Regions from separate parts of the Homo sapiens genome. Here region 2 is linked to region 1. The links are chromatin contacts, found by Hi-C or POLR2A ChIA-PET in ENCODE. All regions are on one chromosome and are shown on one strand. Each heading gives the region's core, a stretch centred on a gene start or an enhancer-like site at or near the end of the contact. The rest is flanking DNA. Distances are from core to core; before and after follow the strand shown.

The links. A loop is a pair of places that touch in the nucleus more often than their neighbours do. ChIA-PET counts read pairs that join two places held with the same protein, here RNA polymerase II (POLR2A). Pooled maps may share reads with other maps.
Region 2: a loop to region 1 is called in a pooled map, with 3 times the contacts of the local background. The contact joins two enhancer-like sites. A Hi-C loop is called at or near these places in 1 of 168 maps with a recorded cell type or tissue (mammary epithelial cell), 1 of 37 single-sample maps with no recorded cell type and 5 of 50 pooled maps. POLR2A ChIA-PET finds 5 or more read pairs at or near these places in 3 of 52 experiments (MCF 10A, T-cell and activated CD8-positive, alpha-beta memory T cell).

Annotation. Positions count from the first base shown.
Region 1 is chr1:52,520,634-52,526,594 of GRCh38, reverse strand. TUT4 (terminal uridylyl transferase 4) reads left to right here. Exons shown (of 30, transcript NM_001009881.3): 2 at 222-1,032. The coding sequence starts at 315. Among named protein-coding and RNA genes, the nearest start is that of TUT4, 29 kb to the left of the region's middle. Within about 2 kb of position 3,059, at least 2 of the 41 ENCODE cell types and tissues checked have a DNase peak (open chromatin) inside an H3K27ac peak, as active enhancers do.
Region 2 is chr1:52,683,623-52,689,356 of GRCh38, reverse strand. It overlaps COA7 (cytochrome c oxidase assembly factor 7), which reads left to right. Exons shown (of 3, transcript NM_023077.3): 3 at 1,189-4,908. The coding sequence ends at 1,637. Among named protein-coding and RNA genes, the nearest start is that of COA7, 12 kb to the left of the region's middle. RefSeq lists a silencer at 1,194-1,394. Within about 2 kb of position 2,981, at least 2 of the 41 ENCODE cell types and tissues checked have a DNase peak (open chromatin) inside an H3K27ac peak, as active enhancers do.

The DNA of each region.
Region 1 (5,961 bases), core at 1,810-4,309:
ACCACAATTACATTAGAATTCCCTTGATGAGCATTTGGCTATTTACCTAGTGCACTGTAACTCCTTCTCATATAGTTTTCTGAGTTTTGTCTTTTTTTTTTTTTTTAACAATTTCTTCAGTTTTTAGAACAAGTTTAAAAAATTGTTTTTTAATGTCTAACCATAAAAAATTGTTTTTGCATTTTAAATAACAGATTTTTCTCTTTTTTTTAACCCAATAGTTTGCTTGCCTAAACTGGACTTGAAGCAATTTAAACTACTGGAGATCTGCCATTTTATAATATCACAATTGGAAAGAAACAGATTTTCAAATAATGGAAGAGTCTAAAACCTTAAAAAGTGAAAATCATGAACCAAAGAAGAATGTTATTTGTGAAGAAAGCAAAGCAGTTCAAGTTATAGGTAATCAAACATTGAAAGCTAGAAATGATAAATCCGTAAAAGAAATTGAGAACAGCTCTCCAAATAGGAATAGTAGTAAAAAAAATAAGCAAAATGATATTTGTATAGAAAAAACAGAAGTTAAATCATGTAAAGTAAATGCTGCCAACCTTCCAGGTCCTAAAGATTTGGGGTTAGTCCTTCGAGATCAAAGTCATTGCAAAGCAAAAAAATTTCCTAATTCACCGGTGAAAGCCGAAAAGGCAACCATTTCACAGGCAAAATCAGAAAAGGCAACCAGTTTACAGGCAAAAGCAGAAAAATCACCAAAGTCACCTAATTCAGTGAAAGCAGAAAAAGCATCCAGTTATCAGATGAAGTCAGAAAAAGTACCAAGTTCACCAGCAGAAGCAGAAAAGGGACCCAGTTTACTGTTGAAAGACATGAGACAGAAGACAGAATTACAACAGATTGGAAAAAAAATTCCAAGCTCCTTTACTTCTGTGGACAAAGTGAATATTGAAGCTGTAGGGGGAGAAAAATGTGCTCTGCAAAACTCACCACGATCTCAGAAGCAACAGACATGTACAGATAATACTGGTGATTCTGATGATAGTGCTTCAGGAATTGAAGACGTATCGGACGATTTAAGTAAGTCATTTTTTGGAGGGATTTTTGTATATTAATGTTCTTTAGATTATCCCCGGTTTAACCATTTTAATTACAAAAAGTCATGTTTATACATAATTGTTTAGCACTTTTGTTCCCGTATGAAAACATCCACATTAATAATACTTGCATTAATGGTTTCTTACTAGATTGATCCTTGGTGAAGCTAAAAAAAAAAAGCCTTTTCATTTATTATGGTAGGTACAAAGACTGTGCAAATAAAAATTTAGTATCTTCTTTAGTTGGTACACACATGCTCGTACACATACACACTCTTGTTTAAATGGTCTTGATAAGGTATTGCTCATTCATTCACCAAATATGTATGTATTGAGTTCTTCTTATATATATATCAAGCATTTGTTTACAATGGAAAACCAAAACAAACAAACAAAAAAACCCATAGCCCTAAACTTCAAGGAAGCTTCCAGTCTGATAGGAGGGTGGTACAGATAAACAATGATTTTCAGTGCCAAAAACTTAATTGAAGTTGAGAGAGCACATGATTAAATAGTGAGATTTAGACTTTGGGCAGACAAAATAGGTGATATAAATTGTGAGACTGAGTATTACTGAGACTTAGTACGGCTGGAGCAGAAAGTTGAGGTTGAGAACGGCAAAAGATGCAGCTGAAAGGGAACACAGGAATATCAGGGCCTTCTAAGCCATGCCAGAAAGTTTGGACTTTATCCTGAGTATTTTCAGAAGCCATTGAAGAATTTTTTTTTGTTTTTTGTTTTCTGAGACAGAGTCTTACTGTGTTGCCCAGGCTGGAGTGCAGTGGTGCGATCTCCACTCACTGCAACCTCCGCCTCCCAGGTTCAAGCAATTCTGTCTCAGCCTCCTGAGTAGCTGGGACTATAGGCACGTGCCACCATACCTGGCTAACTTTTTTATTTTTAGTAGAGACGGGATTTCACCATATTGGCCAGGCTGTTCTTGAACTCCTGACCTTTTGATCTGCCTGCCTTGGCCTCCCAAAATGCTGGGATTACAGGCATGGAAGAGTTTTTTTTTTTTTGAGATGGAGTCTCGCTCTGTCACCCACGCTGGAGTGCAGTGGCGCAATCTTGGCTCACTGCGAGCTCCCCCTCCCGGGTTCACGCCATTCTCCTGCCTCAGCCTCTCCGAGTAGCTGGGAGTACAGGCGCCTGCCACCAAGCCTGGCTAATTTTCTGTATTTTTAGTAGAGACGGGGTTTCACCGTGGTCTCAATCTCCTGACCTCGTGATCCGCCTGCCTCGGCCTCCCAAAGTGCTGGGATTGCAAGCGTGAGCCACTGTGCCCGGCCTTTGGAAGAGTTTTAAGTAAAGTAATGCTGTGATCAGATTTTTAAAAAAATCCTTTTGAGTATAATGCAGGAAATTCTTTGATAGGAACAGGACTGGAAGCAGGGATTGGTTAGGACACTTAGAGTTTACTTTGAGAACTGTTGTAAAATTCATTTTGTTGTGGGATCCTGATTTTAGTTTTAATTGTTTAGAAATATTGTCTATGTCTTTTGAGTAACTTTAATCCTGATTTTGTTTAAATTAAATAATTTCTTTTATAATCTTTTTTTCCTAGTGTTTTCATGGCTGGAAAAATACAGCGTTATCTTGATGTAGAAATAAAAAGAACCTATTTCTGAATCATTATTTGCCACACTTTGAGAAACACTGGTAAAGAATTCTGAAATAGCTTGTTTTTATTTCTTGTGGTACACAGATGATGGTATATCGACAGACTTAAAAGAATTTTAATAGAGTTGACTTTATGTGTCTCAGTCTCAATTGTATATTAAGGCTGAGGGCAAGGCCAAATTTAAAAACTAAGTCAGTTTAGAGACAGAATCAAATAAGTGATAATACTGGTAATGTTTAGATATGGGAAAAATGTAAACATCATGGTACTTGAATGATTCAGGAAATAGTGGTGGTTTTTTTTTTTGTTTTGGTTTGGTTTTGTTTTTGAGACAGGGTTTTGCTCTGTCACCCCGGCTGGAGTGCAGTGGTGTGAACTTGGCTCCACTGCAACTTCTGCCTCCCACGTTCAAGCAATTCTCCTGCATCAGCTGGGACTACAGGTGTGCGCCACCATGCCTGGCTAATTCTATATTTTTAGTAGAGACTGGGTTTCACTGTGTTGGCTAAGCTGGTCTTGAACTCTTGGCCTCAAGTGATACCCCCACCTTGACCTCCCAAAGTGCTGGGATTACAGGCATGAGCCACTACACCGGGCCAGTAAATAGTGGTGTTTAAGGTCACTTAATTGGCCAGGCGCGGTGGCTCATGCCTGTAATCCCAGCACTTTGGGACGCCGAGGTGCATGGATCACCTGAGGTCAGGAGGTCGAGACCAGCCTGGCCAACATGGTGAAATCCCATCTCTACTAAAAATAGAAAAATCAGCCGGGTGTGGTGGCACATGCCTGTAATCTAAGCTACTCGGGAGGCTGAGGCAGGAGAATTGCCTGAACCAAGGAGATGGAGGTTGCAGTGAGCCAGGATCGCGCCACTGCACTCCAGCCTGGATGACAGAGCGAGAGTCTGTCTCAAAAAAAAAAAAAAAAAAAAAAAGATAGTTAAGGGTCTTGTTATTTGAATTGGTGAAAAACATGATTTAAAGATTATTTATTTTTTGAGACAGAGCTTCACTCTGTTGTCCAGGGTGGAGTGCAGTGGTGTGATCTAGGCTCACTGCAACCTCTGCCTCTGAGTTCAAGCGATTCTCCTACCTCAGCCTCCCAAGTAGCTGGGACTGTAGGCGCCTGCCACCACGCCCAGCTAATTTTTGTATTTTTACTGGAGATGGGGTTTCGCCATGTTGGCCAGGCTGATCTCAGACTCCTGACCTCAGGTGATCCGCCTGCCTCAGCCTCCCAAAGTGCTGGGATTACAGGCATGAGCCACTGCCCTGGCCAAAGATTATTTTCTTTTAAAGTCAACAAAATAATTGAGATGACATAGAGAGATAGTTAAGAATATGGGCTCTGGAGTGAAATTGCATGGGTTTTGAATTCCAGCTTCTTTACTTACTTTGTAACCTTCAATAAACTGCTTATCACTGAAAAATATGTTTTCTCATTTTTAAAAAAGTGGAGATGCTGCTGCCTATGTTATGAAGATTAAGTGAAATAATCCAGTAGAGGGTTTCATGTAGTACCGGACACGTGGGCATGCAATGGCAATGACTATCACTTATTATATTACTCCAATTAAATGCAGTTTTTACTTGTTAACATGGAGAATGAGTTGAACTAGTTTCAGGAAGCTAGCTTAAGGAAGCTAGTAGACCAAGTAGAGGTTCTTTTGGGAAACTTGGTATAACAAATTAATAAAAATGATTTGTAGTATACAGTCATTTTTCATAAGTAAGTGCTTCTCATGTTTTAAAGAATTCTCTTTAAATTCATGTATAATATGATATGTATAGTATTAGCCTTGAAGTCATGTTTATACGTAATTGTTTAGCACTTCTTTTTTTCCCATATGAAAACATCCAAATTAATAATGTTTGAATTAATGATTTCTTATTAGATTGATTCTCAGTGAAATAAATACAGTAAAACCTTTATATCTAGATCATTATCTTTTTTTTTGGAGACAGAGTCTTGCTCTTTTGCCCTGGCTGGAGTGCAGTGGTATGATCTTGGCTCACTGCAACCTCCACCTCCCGGGTTCAAGTGATTCTCCTGCCTCAGCCTCCTGAGTAGCTGGGATTTACAGGTGCATGCCACCACACCTGGCTAATTTTTGTATTTTTAGTAGAAATGGGGTTACACCATGTTGATCAGGCTGGTCTTGAACTCCTGACCTTGTGATCCACCCACCTTGGCCTCCCAAAGTGCTGGGATTACAGGCGTGAGCCACTGTGTCCAGCTGTCTTTTTTTTGTTGTTTTTTGAGACAGAGTCACCCTGTCACCCAGGCTGGAGTGCAGTGGCGCGATCACAGCTCACTGTAACTTCTACCTCCTGGGCTTAAGTGATTCTTGTCCTTCAGCCTCCTGAGTAGCTGGGACTGCAGGCGTGTACCACTACACCCGGCTAATTTTTGTATTTTTAGTAAAGATGGGGTTTCACCATGTTAGCCAGGCTGGTCTTGAACTCCTGACCTCAAGCCATCTGCCTGCCTCGGCCTCCCAAAGTGCTGGGATTATAGGCATGAGCTACCATACATGGCTAGATCATTATCTATTTGGACTTGATAGGTTATATAGAAATTTGATTGATCTCAGTCTTCTCCATTAGGCCTAACTTCAGCTCCCACCTGGCACATCATTTTTCTTTTTGTCATTTATTCATTCATTCAATAAAATTTTGTTTTTTGGTGTCCACTACATGCCAGGAACTGAACTAGTCATTAGGAATATATAAGTGATGGAACCGATAATTCCACTCTTATGGAGTTAATCTTCTAGTGGGATGAAACAGATAACAAACACAATAAATAAGAAAAATATGTAGTAAGTTGGCCGGGCACGGTGGCTCACGCCTGTAATCCCAGCACTTTGGGAGGCCGAGGCAGGCGGATCACCTGAGGTCAGGAGTTCAAGACCAGCCTGGCTAACATGGTGAAATCCCGTTTCTACTAAAAATACAAAAAACTAGCCAGGTATGGTGGCGTGTGCCTGTAGCACCAGCTACTCGGGAGGCTGAGGCAGGAGAATTGCTTGAACCTGGGAGGCGGAGGTTGCAGTGAGCTGAGATCGCGTCATTGCACCCCAGCTTGGACACCAAGAGCGAAACTCCATCTCAAAAAAAAAGAAAATAAAATATAGAGAGTAAGTTAAGTAAGGTGGTTTTAAATCCTTTGAGAAAAATGAAATAGGAACGACATAGGGAATGATGCTACTGTTGGTATTGGTGGAGTTAAAGTGTCAATGAGAAAGTGACATTAGAGCAAATACTTGAAGGAAAGAGGTGAACCAGC
Region 2 (5,734 bases), core at 1,732-4,231, 160 kb before region 1:
TGGTGAAACCCCGTCTCTACTGAAAACACAAAAATTAGCCTGGCGTGGTGGCATGCACCTGTAATCCCAGCATTTTGGGAGGCTGAGGCAGGAGAATCGCTTGAACCCTGGAGGCAGAGGTAGCAGTGAGCCAAGATCACGCCACTGCACTCCAGCCTGGGCGACACAGCAAGACTCCATCTCAAAAAAAAAAAAATAATAATAATAATAATTTCATAATGTTTTAAGAAAGTTTATGAATTTGTGTTAAGCCGCTTTCAAAGCCATCCCAGGCCCATGGGTTGGACAATCTTGACTTAGACTATCTAATACAATGTAAATACTGAGTAAATAATTGTTCTATTTTATATATTTTGTATTTTTTAATTGTATTGTTATTTTTTCCCTAATATTTTTGATGTGTGGTTGGTTGAACCCATGGATATGGAGGGCCCACTGTATGTTTAAATTAATAAACAATTAAGTGCTTGTCATATGCCATGTTCTCACTGTAACCCCATGAGGTAGATATTATTATCATTCCCAATTTTCACCTCCTTTACCTGTTTGAGTTTCCTCATAAGGTATCATCTGAATAAAAGATTCTACGGCTGAGAAAGCTAGGAGGTCTGTGCACTATGCCAGGCTACCTTTCATGCTGCCTGAGCTCATAGTATGGACATTTTTTTTTCTTTTTGAGGTAAAGTCTTGCTCTGTCACCCAGGTTGATCTCGAATTCCTGGCCTCAAGCAATCATCCTGCACAAAGTGCTAGGATTACAGGTGTGAGCCACTGTGCTCAGCCTTAAACTTTATTCAGGAATTGTTGTTGGCCAGGTGTGGTGGCTCACGCCTGTAATTCCAGCACTTTGGGAGGCCAAGGTGGGAGGATCGCTTGAGTCCCAGAGTTTAAGACTAGCCTTGGCAACATAGTGAGATCCTTTCTCTACAAAAAAATTTAAAAATTAGCCAGGCATAGTGGTTGGTGTGTGCCTGTAGTCCCAGCTACTTGGGGAGGCTGAGATGGGAAGATTGCTTTAGCCGGAGGTTGAGGCTGCAGTGAGCCGTGATCATGCCAGTGCACTCCAGCCTGGTTAACAAAGCAAGACCCTTTCTCCAAAAAAAAAAAAAAAATTCACTGACTTTGGCCTGAGACATTTAGGTTGTGCCCTGGCTTGGGTTTATTTTTTCCTACTTTCCTTCCTCTCAGGTGGTCTGACCCAGGACCTGAAAGCTGCCGCCAGGTGCTTTTTGATGGCGTGTGAGAAGCCTGGAAAGAAGTCAATAGCAGCATGTCACAACGTTGGCCTCCTGGCACATGATGGACAGGTTAATGAGGATGGCCAGCCTGACTTGGGAAAGGCCAGGGACTACTACACAAGGGCCTGTGATGGTGGCTATACTTCCAGTTGCTTCAACCTCAGTGCCATGTTCCTGCAGGGTGCCCCAGGCTTTCCCAAGGACATGGACCTGGCATGTAAATACTCCATGAAAGCCTGTGACCTGGGTCATATCTGGGCCTGTGCCAATGCCAGTCGCATGTACAAGCTGGGGGATGGTGTTGATAAGGATGAGGCCAAGGCCGAGGTGCTAAAAAATCGAGCCCAGCAGCTACACAAAGAACAGCAGAAAGGTGTCCAACCCTTAACATTTGGGTAATGTGGTCCACCCTCCCTCCCAGGCAACAAACTGCTTGAGGCTGGCAGCTCCTGTTTCTGAAGACTGATGCAGCCCTTGAAGGTCAACCTGCTGGAGCAAAAAAACTTGGGACTTGAATTTGTAGCTCCATTTACATGGATCCATTGCCCCAGCTACTGGAGTATAGCCTACAATGTTTATTTCAGTCAATATTCCTTTATCTGGGTGTTCTGTACAATGTTTATTACAGTCAATATTCCTTCATCTGGATGTTCTGTGAAGATAGCCATGTTTATGGGGGTCTTAGTTTTCAAACTCTGGCAACTCTGTGAAAAATAGGAGCAAACTAGAGAGCCCTGGAGATTGGTAGTAGGGAAGGGAGGATAGCAGGAAGTTTGAAAAATTAGCAGCCCCGGGGCCTAAAGGAATCAGCTGTCATCATTTTCATCATTATTATTTTGGTTAGGATGGCTTGAAAATCAGAACGTATCTTGGTTTACGTAATTGAGGTCTTAAAGAACTAAGAACAGTTAAATAGTCACAACTACCACCCTCTGACTTACATAATCATTGGTGTGGGCTTCGTTTTGCCTTTAGAGTCACATCTTTCAGTAAATTCACAGAGATCAAGAGGGACGTGCAACATACAGCTTAAAGGCTGTTATGCTTCAGGGTTGCTGAAGAAGATGAAACATCAGCCTGCCATCGTCTAGAAGAGACATTGGCAGTTAAAAATTAGCACCTCCAGTGTAGTCGCCTGGCACTGCCCATCATGCTGAGGGAGCAGATTCTTCCCAAGGCAGCTTCAGCTAGGAGTTTGTAAGCAAGGACTTTGTGACACATTTGTCCCCTGGAACTGAGCCTTTTTAACTGTCCCTGTGAATGAACAATTTTGAGTGACCTACGGTTTGTGTTAATTAGTGTTCTTTCCAGATTCCAGGTACCGTAGAGAGTATGTTCTTTGTGGTGGTTGTGCCTTTTAAGAACATTTGTGGCCGGGCACGGTGGCTCACGCCTGTAACCCCAGCACTTTGGGTGGCCAAGGCGGGTGGATCACGAGATCAGGAGATCATGACCATCCTGGCTAACACGGGGAAACCCCATCTCTACTAAAAAATACAAAAAATTAGCCGGGCGTGGTGGCAGGCGCCTGTAGTCCCAGCTACTGGGGAGGCTGAGGCAGGAGAATTGCTTGAACCCGGGAGGCGGAGCTTGCAGTGAGCTGAGATTGCGCCACTGCCCTCCAGCCTGGGCGATAGAGTGAGACTCCGTCTCAAAAAAAAAAAAAAATTTGCTTTTTCTGTTGTCTCCCCAGCTTGTCACCAGGGGGCGAGCTTGCCATTTCCCTGCTGGTAACAATACCATTCTGTCACCATCTACTGTTTTAGGCTTCCGTTTTGCAGCCGTCCTGAAAGGAAGGCTTGCTGTGTAAATGAAGGCTTGTGAGCACAGCAGCCAGCCTCTCAAGTTGATAGAGGACAGGGACTTCCCCAAGTGCACAGAGGAGATTTCAAAAGACATCAAATTCACTTTTTAAAAATGTAAAGTAGCTTTTGGTGTGCTTAAACTAGGTCAGGCCAGGCGTGGTGGCTCATGCCTGTAATCCTAGCATTTTGGGAGGCCAAGGCAGGTGGATCACTTGAGGTCAGGAGTTCGAGATCAGCCTGGCCAACATGACGAAACCCCTTTCTCTACTAAAAATATAAAAATTAGCTGGGCGTGGTGATGCATACCTGTAATCCCAGCTACTTCGGAGGCTGAGGCAGGAGAATCACTTGAACCTGGGAGGCAGAGGTTGCAGTAAACTGAGACTGTGCCACTGCACTCCAGCCTGGGCAACACAGCAAGACTCTGTCTCAAAAACAAAAACAAAACTAGGCCAGGTGCAGTGGCTCACGCTTGCAATCCCAGCACTTTGGGAGGCCGAGGCAGGCGGATCACGAGGTCAGGATTTCGAGAACAGCCTGGCCAACATAGTGAAACCTCGTATCTACTAAAAATACAAAAATTATCTGGGTGTGGTGGTGGGCACCTGTTGTCCCAGCTATTCAGGAGGCTGAGGCAGGAGAATCGCTTGAACCCAGGAGGTGGAGGTTGCAGTGAGCCAAGACCATGCCATTGCACTCCAGCCAGGTAACAGAGTGAGACTCTGTCTCAAAAAAACACACACACACACACACACAAAACTGTAGGTCAAAAAACATGAAAATATGTTCAACATCACTAATTAGGGAAATGTAAATCAAAAACCACAATGAACTCTTAAAATTCAACAGTAAGAAAACAACCTGATTAAAAACAGGCCAAAACCCTTAACATATCTCAGCAAAGAAGATAGACAGGTGGCAAATAAGCATATGAAAAGATGTTCCATATAACATGTCATCAGGAAAATGCAAGTTAGAACAACAGACCACTATACAACTATTAGAATGGCCAAAATCCAAAGCACCGACAGCATGAAATGCTGGGAAAGTTGGAGCAACCAGAACTCTTATTCCTTGCTGGTGGGAACGCAAGATGGCACAGCCACTTTGGAAGACAGTTAAGCAGTTTCTTACAAAAACTAGGTAAGCTCTTACCATGTGATCCAGCAATCTTGCTCTTTAGTATTTACCTGAAGGAACTGAAAACATGTCCACACAAAAACCAGCACATGGATGTTTATAGCAGCTTTATCTATAATTGCCAAAACTCAACCCAAAATGTCTTTCAGTAGGTAAATGGGTAAATAAATTGTGGTGCATGTAGTCATTATTCAGTGCTTAAATCAAGCTATGACAAATTATGAGTTATCAAGCTATAAGAAGTCACAGAGGAACTTAAATGAATGCTACTAAATGAAGCCAGTCTGAAAAGGCTTCATATTAAATGATGCCAACTATATGACACTGGGATGTATTCTGGAAAAGGCAAAACTATGGAGACAGTAAAAAGCAGTGGGTGGGGGAGGGGAGGGAGGAATAATTGGAGCACAGAAGATTTTTAGGGCAGCGAAACTACTCTGTATGATACTATAATTATAAATACCTGTCATTGTACATATGTCCAACCCCCTAAAATGTACAACACCAAGAGTGAACCCTAATGTAAACTGTGGACTTTGAGTGATAATGATGTGTCAGTGTAGGTTCATCAATTACTGCAAATGTACCTCTTTGGTGGGAGATGTTGAAAATGGTGGAGACTATGCATGTGTGGGGACAACAACTATATGGGAAATCTCTGTACCCTCTCAATTTTGCTGTAAACCTAAAATTGCTCTAAAATATAAAGTCTATTAAAACCACAATGATATTGCCTCATATCCCATTAGGATGGCTACTATTAAACACCAAAACAAAGTAAGTGTTGTCAAGGATACAGAGAAATTAGAACCCTGTGAACTGGTGCAGCTCCCCCAAAATGAAAAACAGAATTGCCGTTTGATCCAGCCATTCCACTTCTGGGTACATATCTGTGTTAGGCCATTCTTGCATTGCTATAAAGAAATACCTGAGACTGGGTAATTTATAAAGAAAAGTTTAATTGGCTCAGGAAGCATGGTGCTGTGCATCCTATTGGCTTCTGGTGAGGCCTCAGAAGCTTACAGTCATGGTGGAAGGCACAGGGGGAGTCAGTGTATCACATGGTGAGAAGGCAAGAGCAGGAGCAAGAGAGTGAGCAAGGGGAGATACCACACACAAATCTCCTGAGGACAGCACCAAGGGGAGGGTCCTAAACCATTCATGAGAAATCCTCCCCATGATCCAATCACCTCCCACCAAGCTCCACCTCCAACATTGGGGATTAAATTTCAACGTGAGATTTGGGGGACAAGTATCCAAACTATTAATATCCAAAAGAATTGAAAGCAGGGTCTCCAAGAGGTATCTATACCCATATTCTTAGCAGCACTATTCATAGTAACCAAAGGGTAGAAGGAACCCAAATGCCCATCAGCAGATGAATGAATACACAAAAGGCGAGATGTACATGCAATGGAATATTATTCAGCCTTGAAAAGGAAGGAAATTCTGACACATGCCACAAAACATGGCTGAATCTTGAGGACATCGTGCTAAGAGAGTCACAAAAAGACATGCTGTATAAGCCAGTCACAAAAAGACATGCTGTAT